3 separate regions of the Homo sapiens genome follow, and regions 2 and 3 are each linked to region 1. A link is a loop called in an ENCODE intact Hi-C map of the cell type or tissue named here. Cell type or tissue: PC-3. All regions are shown on one strand.

The links. A loop is a pair of places that touch in the nucleus more often than their neighbours do. Peaks named below come from ENCODE experiments on the same cell type or tissue, not always from the same donor. Only the 100,000 strongest peaks of a DNase experiment are listed, where the experiment ranks them.
Region 2: it touches region 1 in a loop (6-fold over the local background); 7 of 110 quality-filtered maps call a loop at or near these places.
Region 3: it touches region 1 in a loop (4-fold over the local background); 6 of 110 quality-filtered maps call a loop at or near these places.

The regions. Positions count from the first base shown.
Region 1 is chr1:241,478,980-241,486,979 of GRCh38, forward strand. No RefSeq gene overlaps it. Among named protein-coding and RNA genes, the nearest start is that of FH, 37 kb to the right of the region's middle. In PC-3, CTCF peaks have their summits at 6,944 (motif pointing left) and 7,151; DNase peaks (open chromatin) are centred at 3,992 and 6,942; H3K4me3 peaks cover 1,110 bases; H3K27ac peaks cover 1,973 bases.
Region 2 is chr1:241,409,252-241,417,251 of GRCh38, forward strand. No RefSeq gene overlaps it. Among named protein-coding and RNA genes, the nearest start is that of RGS7, 56 kb to the left of the region's middle. In PC-3, no CTCF peak of the experiment used is centred here; DNase peaks (open chromatin) are centred at 4,420 and 4,900.
Region 3 is chr1:241,419,192-241,427,191 of GRCh38, forward strand. No RefSeq gene overlaps it. Among named protein-coding and RNA genes, the nearest start is that of RGS7, 66 kb to the left of the region's middle. In PC-3, a CTCF peak has its summit at 4,682; DNase peaks (open chromatin) are centred at 1,000 and 4,550; H3K4me3 peaks cover 1,859 bases.

The sequences.
Region 1 (8,000 bases):
TGGCATGCGCCTGTAGTCCCAGCTACTTGGGAGGGTGAGGTGGGGGGATCACTTGAGCCCAGGAGGTCAAGCCTGCAGTGAACCATGATTGCACCCCTCCACTCCAGCCTGGGTAACAGAGCAAGACTCTGTCAAAAAAAAAACCTCAAAATTGAAGGTAAAATAAACACATTTTCAGATAAACAAATGCTGAAAAAATTCATCACCAAGAGACTTACAAGAAATGCTAAAGAATGTTCTTGAGACTGAAAAGAAATGATAGAAGATTAAAAAGTTAAATCTACAGGAAATAAAGGAAAGTGCCAGTCATAGTCAATAGATTGATTAATATCACAAAAAGCTGTTTCCTTATTCTCTTAAAAGACAATTTCTTAAAAGGCAATTCACTGTTTATATCCAGGTGAGATTTATAATATATGTAGAAGGAAAATTTAAGACACAGCATGAAGCATAGGGAAATTACATTGAGTTACACTCTTCTAAGGTTGCTTTATTTGGGAAGTGAAAAATGGGAAGTGCATAGTGATAGAAGTGAGGTTAGAAATGAGCAATATGAAGTAGGAAGTGTCAGGTGTGAAGTGTGAAGTGTTAGATATTGATTCTAAAGAGACTTTGATAGATTAAAGATGCATATTATTAGCCCCAGAGCAGCCATTACAAACACAGGAAGAGACATAGGTAACAAGTCAGCAGAAGAAATACCATGAGATGCTAAAATATCCAAACAATCCAAAAGCACACGAGAAATGAAAAACAGAGGAACAAGAAACAGAAAAGAGAAATTTAAAAAACAGTGAGATGGAAGAATTAAACCATGCCATATCAAAAGTTACAATGCGTATAAGTGAACTAAAACACTAATGTAAAGGCAGAGAGCATCTAATTCAAAAAAGGATGATGCATCTATATGTTGCCTACAAGAGATGCTCTTTGAATCAAATAATACAAATAAGTTAGAAGGTATAAGAATGGAAAAAAATATACCATGCAGAAAATAAGAAAGCTGGAATAGACTTCAAGACAAAGAATATTACAGGAGATAAATGGGATGTTTGATAATAAGCAAAGGAGAAATTCATCAAGCAGACATACAACTCTAATGCACATAATAATATAGTTTAAACACTTATGAGGAAAAAAATTGAGAAAACTAAAGGAAGAAATAAATTCATAATCAAAGTTGGAAACTAAAATCTTGAACAAATAAAGTAGACAAGAATAGATGAAAGTATTTGTAAGGCTATAAAAGGTCCGAATACTGTTATTAACCAACTTGACCTGACTAACATTTCCAGAACACTACATCCGATTACAGTAGAATACACTTTTTAAAGTTTTTTTTTCTTTTAACTTTTACTTAAGGTTCAGGGGTACATGTGCCTTAGGTATGGTATATAGGTAAACTTGCATTATGGGGGTTTGATATATAGATTATTTCCTCATCCACGTACTAAGCATAGTACCTGATAGGCATTTCATCTGATCCTGTTTCTCCTCACACCCTCCACCCTCAAATAGACCCTAGCATCTGTTGTTCCCCTCTGTGTCTATGTGTTCTTGTCGTTTAGCTCCCATTTATAAGTCAGAACGTGCAATATTTTGTTTTCTGTTCCTGCATTAGTTTACTTAGGATAATGGCCTCCAGCTCCATTTGTTGCAAAGGATAGAGATGGATGATCTCATTCTTTTTTATGGCCGCATAATATTCCATGGTGTTTATGTACCACATTTTCTTTATCCAGTGTATCATTGATAGGAATTTAGGTTGATTCTAGGTCTTTGCTATTATGAATAGTGCTACCATGAACATACTCATGCAAGTGGCTTTCTGGTAGAATGATTTGTATTTTAGGGGATATGTATCCAATAATGGGATTGCTGGGTCAAATGGTAATTCTGTTTTTCATTCTTTGAGGAATCACCACACTGCTTTTTTTTTTCAAGTGCACGTGGACGTTCACCAAATTGCACATAGATAAGGCAATAAATTTCGAACAATTGAGGGGAAAATAAACTTGTCTTGTCTTCTATGCATATCTAAAAAGTTCTACAAATGGATAGCGAGATATGGACAGGTGATACTTTGTCCCACTCATTTTCTGCCCACCTTTTCAAACTCCAATAAGCCCAAGAGTCACTACTCCCATGAAGCCCTGATAAACACCACCCAAAATTGGCCCCTCGATGTGTGCCTACCTTCAACCTTCCATATTCTTTATGACACTCAACAATGCCTTATCACACTTCTTTTGCACGTTTTTCTGATTATTGGTCACCTTTTCTAGACCACTAGACCCAAGAACAGGGATCATATATAATTTGTGTGTGCAGACCCAGTCCCTAGCACAGTGCCTGCCACAGAACAGGCATTTAATAGTTGTTGTTCATCAATGAATGCTATTCTTAGTAATGGTTGGGTCAATTTTAAAGCAAGTATGACTGGCTTCTGTGCCTACCACCTGCCCCGCTCAAATAAAGGAAAATTTCCAGGGAAAGACAGCATGATGAAAAATAGGCCTGAAGTAAAAGATTAAAGGAAGCACATTTTGACTGATAAGAAGAAAGAGAAGTTTCCTTAAGAATGATTTTCTGTGCCAGCAGAAGATATTGCCTAGTGACAAAGTCAGAGTAAATGACCTTAGATCACCAAAACAATTCAGAGAGAAATAAGAAAATAATCCCTGTACAAAAAAGATGGAAGCAACAGGCTCTGCTGAAAAGTTGTGGAATTTTGATACTTGATAGTTTAATAAAGCCAACAAAGATTAGTTATTTTGAACAGTTAAATGTGGGTCCAGCAGAAGGATGATCTATTTGAGGATTTTTCCAAACAACAATTTTACCTATGAGTAAATAGAGATGCTGCAGGGAACTGTGAAAATGACTATTAGTGTATTCTTTGCCAAGAATATTTTCCCATCACTGTTTTTGTGTCCCATAATTCCCTGATCAATCATTTAGACTTTACATCGAGGCTGTCTCTTTTATCTTTTGAACCTTAGGCCTAATGGAAAGCCAAAGACAAAGTAAAGACTAAATACTAATTGTTGAAAGAATGTTTGTTAAATAGCATAGATATTATTCACCAGTTTCTCTGAGTTTGAATTTGTTTATTAGTAAAGGAGACAAGTTTACAGCATTGACCATTCAGGTCATCTTTCTTACCCATTATCAAATCCTCGGCCATCCCAGTTCTGTGAAATAGTGAAAAAAACAGTCAGTTCTATGTGTTGTTCCACCTGTAATTCGTTGTCACACTGAAAAGTGAAAGTCACAGTATTGTATTATAGTTTGATGTGTTGTAATATCACTAGGAAAGCTACCTGCTTTAATTCTTACACAAGAACTTTTGATTATTTATCGTATTTCTTACATATATCATTTCTTACCTATCCTATCTTCTTACACATGAACTATTTTATTTATTTATATTTGAAAACAGATCTTTTATTTAGACTTTTCAACAGTATGCAACGCTTTACCAATGCAAATGCCTTACTAATCAACAAATATTCAGTGTCTGTCTCCTCCATATGAAAGTTTATAAGAGCATTATTATTATGAGTTTTATACTTCAGCTAGGGATTTAACCACATAGACTGCAGAGGTGCTCTATCTTTATGTTTCTATGGTACAACAGAGCACATCTGGGTTTACATCAATGGCTGCACTCAGTTCCTGCAGAATAATACTCCTAATCCTCATTCTCCATGCTTATAAAAAGAAAATTCAATTATGAAACCACAGCATCTAAACTACTTATCCCTGCAGCCCCAAGACTTCATTCATCTGGAGACAGGCTAATGACAGGGCAATTTAGTATTGGGAAATTTGAAAATTTACTTCAAGATAAGTTTGCTTTAAAAATGTGGGTAATAATTGCAACTGTAAGATTAAGCCAGGTTTGTCTCATTGTGTAGATTTCTTCCCATATCCTGCCCCCCCACTTTATGACAGTAATGATTTTGTGACTAAGACTGGTGTCACTATAATGTTCTTGGGACAGAATGATAGTCCAATGACTCATCAGACAGTAGAAAGGGAAAATATTCAAGAAATTTAACATCATTGGTATTTGAAATATTTCAATACTGTGAATCTATTCCTAAAAATAAGGACAACTAAATAACTTTATTCACTAATAAAAAGCCACAATCAAAACAACTGTGACAGAGTGTGGAACAAATTATAATTACTTAAAGAATCATTGTGATTACTCATAAAAACCTTAACGTTTGCCAACCAATTTTTCTTGTCAAAATACATTGTTTCTTCTGGCGTTCATACCCTCAATTTGCCCAATTACTCTCCATAATTTTTTTTTTTTTTTTTTTTGGTGGCTGAGACACAAAATAGTATGCAGGTTCTGAAGACTTCTATCTGTAAGTACAATATTTGAGAAGTAGATGAGTACCTTTCAAAGACAAATGTTGAGATTTGTGAGTAGGAAAGATAGGGGAAAAAAAAGTGTCATGAGGATTTTGGCCTATACCGAGAAGTTTTTGAGTCGATTAGGAGCTCTGGAAACAAATGACATCAACTCTCAGCATTGCGGATGTCTCATTTTCCTCTTTATCTCTCTTTTCACTGCTTCTCTTCTTCTTCCCTGGATCCATGTGTCTGTCACTTACCATCCTCTACTCCCTCTCCTCTGTCTTCCTTTTCCTGTGCTGCTGTCTGCACACAGCAGCTGTCCACAGACTGTCCAGCCTTCAGAGATAACTGGCTTGTGGAGTCTGCAAAAATGGGTGTCTATCCCTTTCTCATTTTTTTTTTTTCCTTTGAGACGGAGTCTGGCTCTGTCGCCCAGACTGGAGTGCAGTGGCACGATCTCGGCTCACTGCAAGCTCCGCCTCCCGGGTTCACGCCATTCTCCTGCCTCAGCCTCCCATGTAGCTGGGATTACAGGCGCCTGCCACCACGCCCAGCTAATTTTTTGTATTTTTTTAGTAGAGACGGGCTTTCACCATGTTAGCCAGGATGGTCTCGATCTCCTGACCTCGTGATCCGCCCCCCTCGGCCTCCCAAAGTGCTGGGATTACAGCCGTGAGCCACTGCGCCTGGACGTGTCTATCCTTTTCTATAGCACCTCTAGGAAACACGAACCATGTCCAAGATACAATTAATTCCATCATATATTATCCCCAGCAAGATAGAGCTTCATTTACATGAAAAGTTGTATAGGCACAGAACTCATCCTTAGGAAGTTGTCCGTGTTTGTTTTAAGTGACCATATTCATAAGCCCTCTCTTAGGTTTGAGTGTTTCCCTCCCAGTGCATTTAACCTCTTCTGACTCCCTACTGGCTGTTTGGCGACCACCTGCCCCAGCACTTTAGCCATGCTCTCCTTACTCAACAATATCCCATGCTCTAAACCTCCTTTCATCAAAATTATGCCCCATTCCCTTAGGATACTGCTAAGTGAAGTTAATTTGATTGATTATTATGAACCAAGACATTAATTATTTAATAGATATTTGCATTTATCAGGGATTGTTTCATGAGAACACTTAACATGAGATCTATCCTCTTAACAAATTTTCAAGTGCACAGCATAGCATTGCTGACTCTAGGCACAATGTTGTACATAGATATCTAGAACTTATTTTCCATAAATGCATTCAATTGAGGTTTTCTCAAAGAAGTTGTTCAAATAATGTCTTTATATAGTACTTACTGTATGTCAGGTACCCGGTAAAATCTTGGATATTCAGAAGTAGACAAAATACATGTGTTCCTTATCTTCTTGGAGCATTATAATGTAGTGGATCTTTGAGTCAACATTGCAGAGTGGCTGTCTCCATACCATTCCAGTCACATCAGGTAGGGAGATCATCTATTATGTCATCACATGGACTATAAACAGTCTATAAAAGTTCATTCGGGGTAGCATTTATGTTCTGGGACTCAGGATGTAATGTTGTTGGTGTTGTTCTAGCACCAACAATAACCATGTGAGTTAGACAGTTCTATTCCCATTTTGCAGAGAAGACTGCTTTTACAGAATTAAATCCTCTACCTATGGGTCATGGGACAAGCAAACAACAGTATCAGGATCTGGAGATGACTTTGAACTCCAAGTCCAACATTGTCCACTCCACCACAGGTGCCACCTCAGATTCTCCCCAAGTCCCCTTGGATATGGAGTGAGTAGATTATCAGGATTTGCATGCCATCTTCAGCTTCTCACTGGATGCCCAAATGGTGGGAGGAATAGAATTGTAACGCAGGTTTTAAGTTCTTACTTCTATAATAGTCCTATGCTAATAATGTATCATTCTTACTGTGTAAATCAAGATTGACAAGCTGCTCAGCCATGCAGCTCACCTTTAATAATCATTCATTACATTCCTGAAACTGAGAGTTGATGTAGCATGAAAAATCATAGTGCTACTTTATGAATGTTATATAAATGAGTCAACAATGGCATCTGTGTATGGGGCCCTAGATTGTTTATTTCTTCACTGCAGGCAGAGACCCGCTAACTCAAAAATCTGACAGCTCCAAACTCAAATTTTTACACATCCAATTGTTAGATCGGTCCAAACAAGCAGATAGTCTAAATAAGCATATTTGTAGCCACTTAGAGCCTGTCTGTATTGTGTACTCAGTAAAACTGCACCAAACATCTGCTAGCAATAGATAAGTTCTGGGCCCTAAAGACCCCAAGCTGCTGCTGCCCTTTGGAGCTGTCTGAGTCACTCTTGCCATGCTGCTAATGATGTTACCTAGACACATAGCCCTCTATCAAATTTCCCTCTTCCCTGGAAGTCCCCTTGCCCTCCACTCTTTCTGAGTGGTGGCTTCCCGTACTTTAAACTCCGGAAGACCTCATGCTCTGAGGGACTTCTCCTGCTCTGAGGGACTTCTCCTGCATGCAAACCTGTCAAAGGCAAATAAAGCTCATCTGTGCTATTGCCACCTTGTGGTCATGTATTGCTTTTTAAAAAATCAGCCCCCATATCCCTCGAAGCATCTACAACAATCTAAAATTTCCTTGATTCGTTTGAAGACACACACAACATACATACAATTCCCCAAGCAAAAGCATGAAGTCAGCTTATTGTTTTTCATTTGTGCGTGGTATTTGGCAAATATTCAGCCACGACTAGTATGTAACAGTAATAGGCACAGGTGATTCTTATTTGACAATTGTGTAGCTTGCTACACAGAAGAGAACTAATTCACAGAGTAGATACTACCAGTCACATGAACTCATTAGCTTACCACTTCAAAGTTAATAGAGTGCCTCATGGGATCAGTCCTATTTTGGAAATGTTTGGAGGTCATAGGAGTAGAAAGTAAAGAACATCTTGTGGTCCCAGAAAATAAAGGAAACACTAAAAAATAAATCAATAAAAACAAAAAATAATTAAGGCTTGTTTAAGCACAAGGACCCACTTGACTGGCTAATGTTAGAGCAAATTGAGTCACAAAGTAAATAATGGTAGTACTGAACACATAGAATAAAATAAATATCTATGGTTCCAAATTGTTATAAATAATAAAATAAGTGAACAAACAGGGAAAGAAATGGCTCTTCCTCATAGTAGAATTTAAATAAATGTATTAGATAAAAAACCATAATCGCCATTAGGCAACCACCACAATAGTAACTGTCACAGACAGATAAGGTACTCTCATGGATGCAAAAATTTGTGGCTGAAAGTTTGAGAATAGATTTTGCATAGTTTCAACATATTTCCCTAAGATACATACTAACTACAAAGGGAAAAATGGTAACTTTATAGTAAAAAACATGGCAGACACCCACTTAACCAAAGCAATCAAAGTAAATATCAATAATAAGACACAGAGATTATCAACCCCTTAGTATGATGCCCTGAGGACACCACAACATCATTTCTGTGGTATTCTTGCCAAAAATCCATAACTTCATTCCAATTATGAGAAAGTATCAGAATAATTCAAATTGGCAGACATTCTATAGAACAAATGATCCAGCCAGGCATGTTGCACTCTGTGGTCCCAGCCACTTG
Region 2 (8,000 bases), 70 kb before region 1:
TTTAAAAAAATTTTTGAAAACACTGACCTCTGAGCTAGATCTAGGCTATAAACATCTACCTTTTAATCTCACTTAAGGTGTGATGGTTAATTTTATGTATCAACTTGACTGGGCCATGAGGTGGCCAGATATTTAGTTGAACTTTATTCTGGGTGTGTCTGTGAGGCTGTTTCTGCATGCAGTGAACGTTTACAGTGGACCGAGTAAAGCAGACAGCCCTCCCTTACGTGAATGGGCCTCATCCAGTTAGTTGAAGGTTTGAATAGAACGAGAAAGTTGAGTATGGGGGAACTCCTTCTGACTAACTGCCTTCAAGCTGGGACATTGATTTCCTCCTGTTTTTTGGACTTGAATTAAAACATTGGCTCTTCCTGGGTTTTGAGACTTGGATTTCAGACGGAACTATGTCATTGGCTCTCTTCGCCCTCCAGCTTAATTGTGTGAGCCAATTTTCTACAATAAATCTCAATCTCTCTCTCTCTCTCTCTCTCTATATATATATATGTATCTAAAATTTAAAATATTTTAATTAATATGTTCATCAAATTTAAAAATATTCATATGTATTTATATATTTATGACATATATGACATCTATATGTCTACATTATCTCTCTCTATATATATATATATGTCTCCCTATATGTCTATATCCTATCGGTTCTGTTTCTCTAGAGAACTGTGGCTAATACAGAAGCAAAAGGGTGATGTAATATCAATGGGCAGATTTTCCCATTTTCTTACATCATTTTGTGTTTTCTTTCCAGTAGATTAAAGAGGGGTGGAAAATTACAAAATCCAGTGCATGCCACTTAAATTAAAGTTGCGACCATTTTTATTCGTGCCAGGAGGAAGGACTTTATTCTCCTTGATTTGAGCAAATCCATTATCGGAGCTTTCAATTTCAGGCATTCCAAATTTAGGTCCACTTGAGGCTGGGATGACTGCTATGTCTGAGAGGGCTTCTTTCTCTGCAGCTTCTTAAAATGCAAGAACAGAAATCAGGAAACATTAGAGAGACCAACAAAATGATTCAGATATTTATGTAGGTAACTAAGATGCTGTTGCTTTTCTTGACTAGAATTTCATTATAGCTTCATTAGGCAAAGAGACTCTATTCCTAATAGTGCATCTGATCAACAGAAATGCAACTAGCAAATCAAAAAATGTATGAAAGACAAATAAATGGCTTCCCAGGCTGAGAAGAGCCAAACAGGTTTAACTGTGGGTGATTTTGGAGGCCTGGATAGTGGCTTCCCTGAATCCCTAAGCCTAACTTTTCTCTAATTTACCAGAAGTGAGAAACAAATGCATACCCAGACGGCTCCTCTCAACAGCAGGCACCCAAGCCTAAACCCAGATGGTTCATCACTATGAATGACTGTTCTCGTGCTTGTTCAGTAAAAAGACAGAACACGAGGCCCGTGATATGATCAGCTGCACATCAACTCAGACATGCTTCTACACAGGATACCAGGAAGGTGAGGGAGTTGTACTTCTGCTTCTTCCATCTACGGTTGCCAACCTGCACTAAGGGATGTTTGCTAGAATGAAGCTGAGCTAAAGTAGAGTGTGTCTTGCTGGAGACAGGTCCTAGTCTGCCCTGAGGGTCTTTTAGCTAAGAGAGCATTGCTGCCCCCTCCTTTGCCTTATCTATCCTTTTGACCATTGTTCCTGCCTCTGAATTGCCATTTTGACCCCAGACACGGTCACATTCTTCTGCCTCCTCAACTTGTCTAGGCACCATACCCTCTACCTTCTAAACCTCACATTTGCCTCCTGGACTACCACACTGCCATCTCCACCAATTCAGTTACTGCTTCCCAAAATAAGAATATTTGACCTTCTTCTCTTTTCCACGACCTCTGATTTTACTTGGCAACCAAGCCACGGTTTGTTAGAATTTGGTCACGAACAAGTATTTACACAAAAATTCAACTTCAGGGAACTAAACATGTTTTAGATGGCAAGGAATCTAGAAGTTGCGAGTCAGTCCAGAGCTGATGAAACTGCTCAAGGAAGTCATCTGGAACCAGATTCTTTCTAGCTTGCTTCTCCTCCATCATCCTTAGCTTGTGGTTTCTGTTTTAATGATCTCCAGGATGACTACTCTGCACCCAAGCAAATTTTAATTCCAGAACAGAAAAAAAAAGAAGGAAAAGAAGAGAGAAAGGATGAAGGACAGGTAAATGAAGCAAATGCTACCTGGCTACCTGGCTGCACCTACTAATAATGCACTTACCCTGCTCCTTTTCAACCATTATTTAATATTTAATCAGGAGCAATACTAACCCCTATTCAGAAAGGAGAACAATGGAAGTCACATAGGAGAGACAGTGCCAAAGTCAACACCAAACACCGCCAGGCAGGAAAACTCAGGACTCCTGTGTTCTGTCAGAGGTGCTGTCCTCGGTTACCCATTCTGGCATCCTCCCGTCCTGCTTCTGGGGAGATTATTCCTTGTCTCTTTTCATCCATGGCCACATATGAAATGGGTATTATAGAAGATCACTTCCTTTGAAGCCACAGATATTTTTGGCCCACTTCCTATTGGTCTTAATTTGAGGAAAGGAATAACCTTAGAGGTTTAACAATGACAGGCTCTTATTAGCCTCCGGCAATACAATGTCCTCAAAAGTTTACAGAATTTCCAGTGTTGGAATAATTTCTCAATTAATTCCATATGTGAATAACCACAGACAAAGATTTCACTTAGATATGGTATTTAGCTAGAAGATTCCTTTCCTTTACCTTCTGATATGGTTTGGCTGTGTCCCCATCCAAATGTCATCTTATACTGTAGCTCCCATAATCCCCACACGTTGTGGGAGGGACCCGGTGGGAGGTAACTGAATCATGAGGGCAGGATTTCCCTTGTTGTTCTCGTGATAGTGAATAAGTCTCACGAGATCTGGTGGTTTTATAAGTGGGAGTTCCCCTGCACACGCTCTCTTTCCTGCCACCATTTAAGATGTGACTTTGCTTCTCCTTTGCCTTCTGCCATGATTGTGAGGCCTCCCCAGCCATGTAGAACTGTGTGAATCCATTAAATCTCCTTTATTTATAAATTACCCAGTCCTGGGTATGTCTTTATTAGCAGCGTGAGAACAAACTAATACACCTACTGATCTCTGGGTTGTTCCCGGTCCTCTGTTCCATAGCTTAATGGCCAATGCCTTGAGGTCATTCAAAATAATGATGGAGAGATAGCAAGTGTAATACCACTGTGCATTTGTCTAAAGAAATCCAAAGAGCCTGGATGGAAAAGTCTTAAGTTACCAATCTATGAAGGCTCCAGGCTTCCTGTCACTGTCCTTGCCTGCTCAGTTTAGTAGGAATAAATTTCTTTTTTAAAACTCAGCAGTACCCAAAATATAGGATTGTCAGTGAATTTAGAATGCAGGCCACAGGTAAAGCATTGATCTCTCATTTCCTCTTGCAGACTGGCTAACTTGGATCGAAGTACAGACCACTCCTTCAGAAAAAAAAAAAAAAATCTATAGCCATATGCCAGGGTTCTGAATTTTTTTCCACTATTTATCCTAATAGCAAAGCTGCCACGGCACATGGTCTGTATCCCAAAGAACAGCGGGTGACAATCTGACCAAATGTTCGGCCACCACATAAGAAGGGTCACCAGATTTGCAGCCTGAAATACCTGAGACCTCACTATCCAAAGCCCCACCTCTTCCACTCAGCCAATTCCACATTTTTGAATCTTATTTGCTGCATCCTCTTTCAGGTAGAAAGTCCACTTCAGGTATAATGCATTCAGCTGCAGCTACTAAGTAAATCTGCCGGAATACAGTGCCCTATAACGCAGCTCACAGAAAGGTGTTTGAATGCAGATTTGCCACTGATAATTCCATCATTTCTTACACTCCAATCATGATATTGTCCATGAAGAATAGCTTGGGTACATGATCTAATTTATTCCTCACAATATTGATATGGGACACAACTATGATATACATGGGTATATGATAAGATATGGGTATATTATCATCCCCATTTTACTGATGAGTAAATTGAGGCTCAGAGCCTAGGTACTTTGCTCAGGTTCTCACATTTGCTAAGTTGTGGAGCTGAGATTTGAACCTAGATCCGAGTGACACAGAAGTTGGTTCTTTTTATTATTTAATCACTTTAATCATTTAATCTATTATTGAGGTAAAACTGCACCACAGAGGACCAAAAGGAGAACTACAGTGCAAGTCCAGGTGCCTGTAGCCATGGCACAGCTGTGGCATAGTTGTTCCAATGTGGTAACCAGATGTGTCCTTCTGGTTGTCTTGGTACGGAGCCACAGCTCCAGTACTGAGTCACAGCCACATGCAGATGCCACCACAGAACATGTGATATTTTAGATCTGAGTTGACAGTTTAACATGTAAACATTATCAGAAAATAATGAGTCAGGCTCTCCCGAGCCATATGCTTCATCTCAGAGCCAAGGCTGTGTCATCACTGTCAAATGCTCCTTCAGGCCACTAAATCACCACAGTAAGATCATAGCTTCAGGACCTAAGTAGCTCCTGGGGATGGGAAAGAGATGACTGACTGAGGTGGTTGATGGGATTCTTACAGGTAAGTCAAATGGGTTTTTTCACTTGCATCACCTTGGGGACCCATTCAGCAGTGCCGTTGGTGGAGGCTGAGAGACCAGGTCCTCTAAAATTGTGACACCTGCTCTCTTTGAAAATGAGGCACTCTCTCAGTTTAAATATTTTGTTAATGTTTTTCCCCTACAATTCCCTTCAATTAAAAGATGATGTATGGCATTCATGGGATAAATGAAGTTGATGCATTGTGAGCATTTCGTGACCTCTCACACCCTGAGGGGTCCAAGTGGGGCTGGAAGTCTGCAGGGAGGCATACCTTTATTCAGGGCTGAGTCATGTTGTTTGCAAGGGCCCTAGAGCCAAGTGTGTTGAAGACACAGACACCTGAGGGGCACTAGCTCCGCAGACACCTGGACTTGCCGGTGGATCTTTCAGAGGAGGAGCTAGGCAGGGTTCTTTCCTTCCAAATGAAGTAAAAGCATGAAAAAGAAGAAAGGGAAGTGTCTGCTTCTGGACACTAGTGATAAAATTGGTTTGAGGGTGTTGCTACTTGGAAATACCAAGACATCCAGGCACCTGCTCTCACCTGCTGTGCCCTGTGTCTTCTGTTTTTTTTTGCAGACAGAGCAGCTTTATCTGAATCTGGCCTTGTCAAGTGATTAGATCACGTATTTAGTTTTTGTCTCATCAATTGATGATAAACTTGAAGAAGGCAGAGGGGTGTGTGTGTGTGTGTGTGTGTGTGTGCATGTGTGTGTGTGTGTGCATGCCCGTACATGGTGTGTTTATTTCCTGCAGTCTCTAGGACAGCAACAGTGACTTTGCCATTTCATTTGTTGAAGTGGCCTAAAATATGATATATGGAAAAGTGGAAGAGACCCATAATCCTCTTTCACTTTTGAAGTGATTTATGCGTTACAACACTAGATTGCAGAGCGGGCTAGAATTAGAAATGGATAGATTTTTGGGTAAAATACATATCTTGAACAGAGTTTTTATGCTGTATATATACACAAAGAGATATCTATAGAAAAAGACAGAGAGAAAATAGATGCAAATAGATAAAATTATGTATAAGTAACATTTACCACAAGTATGTTTAACTATTTCACACACAAAAATGAACACAATCACAGAAAATAGGAGAGACCTTAAGAAAATACAGTATCATCTAAAAGCTGTCCCTTTTGTTGGAGGAAGTGGAAAAGTACAGCTCCTTTTTCTTCGCAGTGTGCCCTTGAGGAAGGACAATGAATTTCTCCTTGTCTTCCTCTATATGATACAATGCACTGCCTTCAGTCTCTGTGATACAGATTTTATATTCATAGAATCTTCAATTTTAATGCTGTTATCTTTTCACCTTGCAGAGCTAATAGGAGTTAATACTATATCCCAGGTATAACTATACCTCTCTCTAATACCTGTATCCCTAGAGAGGAGTGTGTCCACTATGAATATTTAAAGGGTTGAATCGTATTTTTTAATGCTTAAGAAGATCTTGTCTCAGAGTATTCATTTATGAATCTTTTGGAAAAATGAATGATTAGTTATTGAATTATTACTTAAATATGGATTTGTATGTACTGGGTTTATTCGTAAATCATTCAAATATATAAGATAGTCCTGCAAGTTGAAACTCTAGTAGGATTTTACAAGATCAGGATGATCTTGTTAAAAAAAAGTCACGAAAAGTCACCAAGAGTGAAAGGTGACTCCAAGCAATAATGTATCTAGACATGGAAATATTTCAAAAGTCTTATTTCACCTATTCCTTAATACCAGTGCAATAAGGAGAGGTGGTTAATGCTCCTTTCATATTCAGTTAATTCTGCAGGACCGTGCTATAGGTTGAATAATTAGAAAATCCCTTTAACTACTGGGAAGTGAGGAGCGCCTCTGCCCGGCCACCACCCCGTCTGGGAGGTGTGCCCAACAGCTCATTGAGAACGGGCCAGGATGACAATGGCGGCTTTGTGGAATAGAAAGGCGGGAAAGGTGGGGAAAAGATTGAGAAATCGGATGGTTGCCGTGTCTGTGTAGAAAGAAGTAGACATGGGAGACTTTTCATTTTGTTCTGCACTAAGAAAAATTCTTCTGCCTTGGGATCCTGTTGATCTGTGACCTTACCCCCAACCCTGTGCTCTCTGAAACATGTGCTGTGTCCACTCAGGGTTAAATGGATTAAGGGCGGTGCAAGATGTGCTTTGTTAAACAGATGCTTGAAGGCAGCATGCTCGTTAAGAGTCATCACCAATCCCTAATCTCAAGTAATCAGGGACACAAACACTGCGGAAGGCCGCAGGGTCCTCTGCCTAGGAAAACCAGAGACCTTTGTTCACTTGTTTATCTGCTGACCTTCCCTCCACTATTGTCCCATGACCCTGCCAAATCCCCCTCTGTGAGAAACACCCAAGAATTATCAATAAAAAAATAAATTTAAAAAAAAAAAAAAAAAAAAAAAAGAAAATCCCTTTAACTAGAGTCCAGTGACAAAGTTCCCACTGGCGTGAGATTACTACTGGCTTTTGAGCTCTTTGAACTCAGAGGGTATGCCTGCCAATGTTCATATTTCTTTTCTTTTTCTTTTCTTTTTTTTTTTTTGATGGCTTTTTTCTCTGTTGCTCAGGCTGGCCTTGAACTCCTGAGCTGAAGCAATCCTCTTCCCTCAGCCTCACAAGTAGCTGGGACTATAACGCGTGTCACAATCCCTGGCTCATGTTCATACTTCAATCTTCAGCGTGGTGATTTAAATGTAATGGGTGCTCATTAAATATATTTTAATTTATATTTAATAAATATAAACAAGATTCATCATTTAAATAAGAGGGAAACTAGCATCAAAGCAACACGTCTGGCTATTCAAGAGAGAAACATCTCTTATTTCACTCTCTGAATTCTAAGTTGGAGGAAAGGGAACCGGTATGATCGAAAGAGGACAAGAGAGAAAATTCTCAGATTTATTTGGAAAGCGATTCTATTCATCTTATGTCGGATTCTTTAAGTGAAACTAGTTAAGTGAAAAGAGAAGGAAAACAGTGACTACAAGAGAATCAATCAGCAGATATTGAAAGACTTTCATGTAACTAATGGCATCTGCTTAGAAAATATGAATTGGGCCCAAAGTGGTATTCTTTTTGGTCACTTATATTGGAATTTAAATGTGTAACTAAAAATGAAATCTTTAGAGAAAATTTCATTTCTTAAGCTGAAATCTTTCCACAAGTTGGAGAAAAGAGAGATGTGCATCCGGGAAATCAAACTGAAAAGACAGGCTGAGCTTATAAATTGAGATTCCCCAATCAGAGGCCATACTTTTCTTTCCTAATTACTGTTCTTTTCCTTGGATCCTACATCCATCACTACATTAATTCCAGGCTTAACTTACAGCCAGCTCTTCTCCGTGGCCCATCTCAGCATAATGAACTTTTGCCATTATCTTG
Region 3 (8,000 bases), 60 kb before region 1:
CTCCTCTTCCTCGAGTCAGAGGGAGTATTACTACATACTCTGAAGCCAGAATAAACATTGAAGTGAAAAAATGTGTTAGCGTAAGTTTAATCCAGCCCTTCACTGTTTACATGAACACAATGAACAATCAACAGCAAGTCAGTAAATGAGTGTTTATTGAGCAAATGCTCTCAAGAGGCACAGCCGTGCTGCCCACCTTTCATGCAAGCAGCAGCACCAACTTTGACCTCTCAACTTCCCCATTAGGAGTGATTTTGACTGAGAAATTCCCTGAAATTTTTAAAAAACCAATGGGATATGTGGACTGCTACTAGATTTCTTTACCTTAGATATGAATATGACATCTTTCATATTTTAATAAGTAACTGACCTGTTAAGTTCTCTTAAAGGCATTTATGAAATTTGCTCTCAAAGGTGGTAAAACTAGACACTGACAAGCTGAAAAGGTAGGGCTCACGATACGGTTTGGCTGTGTCCCCACCCAAATCTCATCCTGAATTGTAGTTCCAACAATTCCCATTGTTGTGGAAGGGAGCCAGTGAAAGGTAATTGAATCATAGGGGTAGGTCTTTCCCATGTTGTTCTCAGGTTAGTGAATAAGTCTCACGAGATCTGATGGTTTTATAAAGGGGAGTTTCCCCATGCAAGCTCTCTTCTTTTGGTTGCCACCATGTGAGACGTGTCTTTCACTTTCTGCCATGATTGTGAGGCCTCCCCAGCCACGTGGAACTGTGAGTCCATTAAACCTCTTTCTTTTTTAAATTGCCCAGTCTCAGGTACGTCTTTATCAGCAGCGTGAAAACAGACTAATACAGTTCACACGGCACCACTATGCTCTCCTGGAGCCACTGGGGCCTACAGTCTGGCTCTCATTTTGATTCCATAGAATCATTTGGAGATGTCTGATTTCTACTAAAGAAGTTCATGATACAGACAAAACCAGACTTCCAGATTTGGAAAGAATCTTAAGAATGCTCCTGAAACACTGGTTCCCCAGGATGTTAATCATTTTCCCTTGGGGGAAAAATGTCCATGACCAGATAAGTTTAGGAAATGCTAGAATAAATAATATTAAGCATACTTTTTTACTGCAGAATTTTCCAGTCATAACTACTATTCTCTATGAATCACAAAGAAAATCACAAACTATAGGAAGCGTCTCCAAAAATTACTTGGCCATAAAATCCTTTTTACATTGAGCACCTTTAAAAAAAATTAATAGTGTGTGTATGTGGAGTTTTAGATTTACAGAAAGTTTGGACAAAACAGAGTTCTCATATATCTTCTTCTTCTTCTTTTTTTTTTTTTTGAGGCAGGTCTCACTCTGTCACCCCCAACTGGAGTGCAGTGGTGCGATCTCCGTTCACTGCAACCTCCACCTCCCAGGCTCAAGTGATTCTCCTGCCTCAGCCTCCTGAGTAGCTGGGATTACAGGTGCGTGCCACTACTGCCAGGCTAATTTTTGTATTTTTAGTAGAGATGGGGTTTCACTATGTTGGCCAGGCTGGTCTCAAACTCCTGACCTCAAATGATCTGCCCGCCTCAGCCTCCCAAAGTACTGGGATTACAGGCGTGAGCTACCGCACCCAGCCTCATATATCTTCTTCACATTCCACCACCGCTAGCTTCCCCCTATTATTAACATTTTGCATTAGTGTGGTACATTTGTTACAATTGATGAGCCAAGATTGATGCATTATTATTAACTAAAATTTCATAGTTTAGGGTTCACTCTTTGGGTTGTACATTCTATGGGTTCTGTCAGTTACATAATAACATGTATTTACCATTACAATATCATATAGAATAGTTACAGAATAGTCACACTACTGCAGGTGGATGTCCAGTTGTTCTAATAGATTGGGCACTTTGCTAAGACTTTTGTTCTGAGAGGGACTGTTGGGGGAATACTGACTGAATTTCATGTTGTAATTGTACAAGGGAAAAAATTGATTTTCTTCACAGGGAATTGGTTTTCTCAAGGTCACACAACTAATGCTGGCTAAATTGAGAACAAACACTGATCTACAAAGCAGAATTTCAATTTTAATTTTTAATGGAAGTTGTCTTTTCAATGACCAATGTGCTTGTATGTGTTGCCTGGTACCTTCTAAGTTAGAAGATTTTTCCATACAGATTAAATAATCAGATGGTTATTTGGCGAAATAAAGCAAAGAGATTAAGAGAGTCTTGGAGGACATTTCATGTAGGTTGTGAGGTAACCTGAATATTTTTCCTACTTTACTATGTAGTCCACTTTTCTAGTAACATAAATTCTCATATCTCTTAGGGATGGTGTCTTTTTTTTAGTCACTAGATACACACACACACACACACACACACATACGCACACACACACACACTCTTTAATTTTCTTTGTCCTTGATTAAACATATCACAATACTTGTATATTGTTATAGCCTGAGGCATAACATCATTAATAGGCTAACAGTTTATCTTACATTAGTCTTTGTTAATGCTGATAAATTCAACATTCAGTTCTAATCTCCTGTTCTTTGACAGGTACTGTAAGAGGGGTGGAAATTTCAGGAACACCTGAGCTTTTTTTGATAAATGTTTCAGAGATTCTCCCATGCCTTTTATAAGCTTTTGGAAGCTTTCATAATTTTATCTTTTATGTTTGGTTATACAGAGTTAGTATGTTTAATTTATGTTAATTTTTCTGACATTTTTCCTAAATTCCAGAAGTTACTACCATTTGGGGCCAGGTAATCAATAGGGACTGTCAAGAGAAATAATTTAGCCTTCCCTTGGTTCTAACCACCTTCCCCAAATACATTATCTCTATGAAGTCTATGCATGCAATATCCCAAGTGTCTTATTATAGGTGATTCTATTTTCACAGGCAGCAGGTAATATAAAACATTCTAAAACTGTTTCTCATTCTTTCTATTCCATTCAAGATTTTCAAATAGGTGAAGCAAGAATTAGGACTGGCTACTTCAGTGAGTATATTGCCCTTTGATGGGCAGAATTCACCCAGGTCCTCTTAAGATAGAGTAAATCAGCTTTACAAAGTGAGACCTTGTTGTTAGAGGGTAGCAATGAATTACTGCCTCTACTGGACATCACTTCATGGGACTCATTACTTTTTCCAAAACCTAATTATCTTACCACATCACAAAGTATTTTACTTAGTCATTAGATGTTTTGAATTACAGAGGTGAAATTTTCTATTATTTACAGACAAAATACGGGAAGGGTAGATAATCTAGAGAGAGAGAGAGAACAGAGTGTTTCTAAATTTATGCTATTGACAATAATAAAAGTTCAGAGAAAAAGAGCAAAAATCACCAAATTTTAAACACAACATGAATATCTGCTTCAACCAATGAAGAAATGAAGAAATAAAAACATGTAAAGCATCAAGACAAAACCCTGCCTATCGCTGATGCTCAATCAAAATCCGTGAAATTGAATTGGCTTTGTTAATTCATGGTTGATTTATCTCATGAGACACTCGAGGGCTGCTATTGCGTCTCTTTAAAGAGAGGTAGTTACGCTTCAGACAGCAGCAGTGTGGAAAGTCAGGCTCATGTGGTTGTTTTGCTGTTGTTGTTGTTTGGTTTTGAGACAGGGTCTTACTCTGTCACCTAGGCTGGAGTGCAGTAGTGCGATCACAGCTCACTGCAGCCTCTAACACCTGAGCTCACTGATCCTTCTGCCTCAGCCTCCAGAGTAGCTGGGATCATAGGTGCGTGCCATGATACCCGGCTAATTTTTTTTTTTAATATAGAGATGGGGTTTCACTGTATTGCCAGGCTGGTGGCAAACTCCTGGGCTCAAGCGATTCCTCTGCCTTAATTTACCAAAGTGCTGAGATTACAGGTGTGAGCCACCAAGCCCAATGCTTTTGTTTTATCGATTTTGTTTTAGCATTAAATTCTAATAAACTTTTTCATTATGAAAATATTCAGGCATGCATAAATGTAGGAGAATTAGTAGGATGGGCCCTGTCATAAATCAGCCAGCTTCAGCAACTGCAAATACAATGTCAATTTTGTTCCATCTATTCTGCCTCACCCACTACCCTTACTGTTTTTTTAATGTATATATAACTTTATTGAGGCAGAATTTACGTACCATAAAATTCACCCACTGCACTGCAGAATTTAACGATTTTTAGTAAATGTATAGTTGTACAGCCATCACAAAAATCTGATTTTAGAACGTTTGTATCATCTACCTAAAAGTTCCCTGTGTTCATTTGGAGTCAATACCCCTTTTGACTACATACCCAGGTAACCACTGATCTGCCTTCCGTCTCTATATATTTGCCTTTGGGGGACATTTTATATGAACGCAATCATGCAATAGTTCCCATTTTCCACATGCCTTTTTAATTTAGCCTGTATCTGAGGCTCATCATTTTCATGGCATGTATTAGTTGTTCTGTCATTGCCAAATAATCTCTCATTGTAAAATTATGCTCGATTTGTTTATCTAGTTAACCACTACTGTACATTTGTTTCCAGTTTTTGGCTATTATGAATAATGCTGCTAGAAACATTAATGTCTTTTTGTGAAAAAGTACTTTCGTTTCCCTTCTAGACACCTAGAAGTGAAATGACTGGGTCATATTGATACGGCAGCAGCAGGCAGTCCTGAGCGGCCGCTGCCATCGCGCCGGCTGCAGCGGAAAGGTACAAGCGGTGGCGGCAGGAGCCGCTGTGGGAGCAGCAGTGGCGGCAGTGGGAGCCCTGTGCCACGCGTCCCCTGTGCGCCGTGTCCCCAAGGCAGCTGACTACACCTCCCCCACCCTCCTGCAGCAGGGTGGATCCCACCTAGCGGGACTCCCCACCCACCCCTCCAGGCCTTCTCCACTCCGGACTCTGGCCACTTGCCACCGTTGTCGCCCGCCGCCGCTGCAGGGAGGGTGCACGGAGGGAGCAGACCGTCTCCGGAGCCCGCCGCCCTGGGGGCTGCAGTGATGGGGCCGGGCTGAGGCACCTGCCGGCGGGGTAGCAGGGCAGTCGAGCACGGAGGGAGGGGCGGGCCTCCAGGGGACTTCAGCGGGAGCCGGGCCTGGGGCGGTGCCGCACTTGCACACGGAGTGTGGGGGGCCAGGCCTGGGACCAGGAGCTGGGGCCGGGCTTCGGCGCAGAGGCAGGAAGAGGAAGCGGCACCCGCTTCGGGGACCCAGCCGGCGGCCAGGCCACCGCGCCCACCCGGCCGATGGCACCGTGTTCCTGCGCCTCGGGAGGGAGGAGGCTCTGCGCGGGACTGCAGGTTCTGCCCCGCATCGGAGTGATCGCTGAGCCTGACGCTCTCGAAGGCTGGGCCTGGGGCCCGCAATCTACTCCGGAGGCTTTCCCACTGGGCAGGGTCGCTAGCAGGGTGAGAGAAAGCCCCGGGCCATCCCCGAGTGCCGGGGCCACAGGAAGAATTTGTGGCGACATCATCCCTTCCCCAGGTGCCACCCGGGTGCAGTGAGGACCTGGAGCCCCTGCCCCAGGCTGTGAGGAGACTTGACCAGAGCTGCCTGAATGCTCCACGGAGCAGGTGGGAGCCCACCCTCCCAGGTGCAGGACCCGGGAGTCTCTGCACTCTGCACCCTCGGGGGCCCAGGGGACCCCCTTGCCCTTGCAGGCTTGTATCTGCTCCTGCTGCCTAGCCTCTCCCCACTGCCGGCGCCTGCCTGGATCTCGGAGCAGGGTTGGGGCCGTGCCCCAGCACTGACAGCCCGGCCAGGTGTGTGCACACACGGGGCAGTGCTGATATGCCAGTCACCTGCCACCTCGGCCGCCTCCGGACCTTGGGCACCAAAAAGCACTTTTTAAAAATATACTTTAAGTTATGGGATACATGTGCAGAACGTGCAGGTTTGTTACATAGGTATACACGTGCCATGGTGGTTTGCTGCACCCATCAACCCGTCATCTACATCAGGTATTTCTCCTAATGTTATCCCTCCTCTAGCCCACCATCCCCTGACAGGCCCCGGTGTGTGATGTTCCCTTCCCTGTGTCCATGTGTTCTCAATGTTCAACTCCCGCTTATGACTGAGAACATGCAGTGTTTGGTTTTCTGTTCCTATGTTAGTTTGCTGAGAATGATGGTTTCCAGCTTCATCCATGTCCCCGCAAAGGATATGAACCCATCCTTTTTTATGGCTGCATAGTATTCCATGGGATATATGTGCCACATTTTCTTTATCCAGTCTATCATTGATGGGCATTTGGGTTGGTTCCAAGTCTTTGCTATTGTGAATAGTGCTGCAATAAACATACACGTGCATGTGTCTTTATAGTAGAATGATTTATAATCCTTTGGGTATATACCCAGTAATGGAATTGTTAGGTCAAATGGTATTTCTGATTCTAGATCCTTGAGGAATTGCCACACTGTCTTCCACAATGGTTGAACTAATTTACACTCCCACCAACAGTGTACAAACTTACCTATTTCTCCACATCCTCTCCAGTATCTGTTGTTTCCTGACCTTTTAATGATCACCATTCTAATTGAAATGAGATAGTATCTCATAGTGGATTTGATTTGCATTTCTGTAATGACCAGTGATGATGAGCTTTTTTTTCATATGTTTCTTGGCCACATAAATATCTTCTTTAGAGAAGTGTCTGTTCATATCCTTCACCCACTTTTTGACGGGGTTTTCTTCTTGTAAATTTGTTTAAGTTTCTTGTAGATTCTGCATATTAGCCCTTTGTCAGATGGATAGATTGCAAAAATCTTCTCCCATTCTGTAGGTTGCCTGTTCACTCTGATGATAGTTTCTTTTGCTGTGCAGAAGCTCTTTAGCTTAATTAGATACAATTTGTCAATTTTGGTTTTTGTTGCCATTGCTTTTGGTGAATTAGTCATGAAGTCTTTGCCAGGACCTATGTCCTGAATGGTATTGCCTAGGTTTTCTTCTAGGGTTTTTATGGTTTTAGGTCTTACATTTAAGTCTTTAATCCATCTTGAGTTAATTTTTGTATAAGGTGTAACGAAGGGATCCAGTTTCAGTTGTCTGCATATGGCTAGCCAGTCTTCCCAGCACCATTTATTAAATAGGGAAACCTTTCCCCATTGCTTGTTTTTGTCAGGTTTGTCAAAGATCAGATGGTCGTAGATGTGTGGCATTATTTCTGAGGCCTCTGTTCTATTCCATTGGTCTATATCTCTGTTTTGGTACCAGTACCATGCTGTTTTGGTTACTGTAGCCTTGTAGTAGAGTTTGAAGTCAAGTAGTGTGATGCCTCCAGCTTTATTCTTTTTGCTTAGGACTGTCTTGGCTATACAGGCTCTTTTTTGGTTCCGTGTGAAATTTAAAGTAGTTTTTTCTAATTCTGTGAAGAAGTCAATAGTAGCTTGATGGGGATAGCATTGAATCTATAAATTACTTTGAACAGTATGGCCATTTTCAGGATATTGATTCTTCCTTTCCATAAGCATGGAATGTATTTCCATTTGTTTGTGTCCTCTCTTATTTCCATGAGCAGTTGTTTGTAGTTCTCCTTGAAGAGGTCCTTCACATCCCTTGTAAGTTTTATTCCTAGGTATTTTGTTCTCTTTGTAGCAATTGTGAATGGGAGTTCACTCATGATTTGGCTCTCTGTTTGTCTATTATTGGTGTAAAGGAATGTTTGTGATTTTTGCACATTGATTTTGTATCCTGAGACTGTTCCAAAGTTGCTTGCCAGCTTAAGGGGATTTGGGGCTGAGACAATGGGGTTTTCTAAATATACAATCATGTCATCTGCAAACAGAGACAATTTGACTTCCTCTCTTCCTATTTGAATATGCTTTATTTCTTTATCTTGCCTGATTGCTCTGGCCAGAACTTCCAATACTATGTTAAATAGGAGTGGTGAGAGAGGGCATCCTTGCCTTGTACTGGTTTTCAAATGGAATGCTTCCAGGTTTTGCCCATTCAGTATGATATTCGTTGTGGTTTTGTCATAAATAGCTCTTATTATTTTGAGATACGTCCCATCAATACCTAGTTTATTGAGAGTTTCTAGCATAAAGGGATG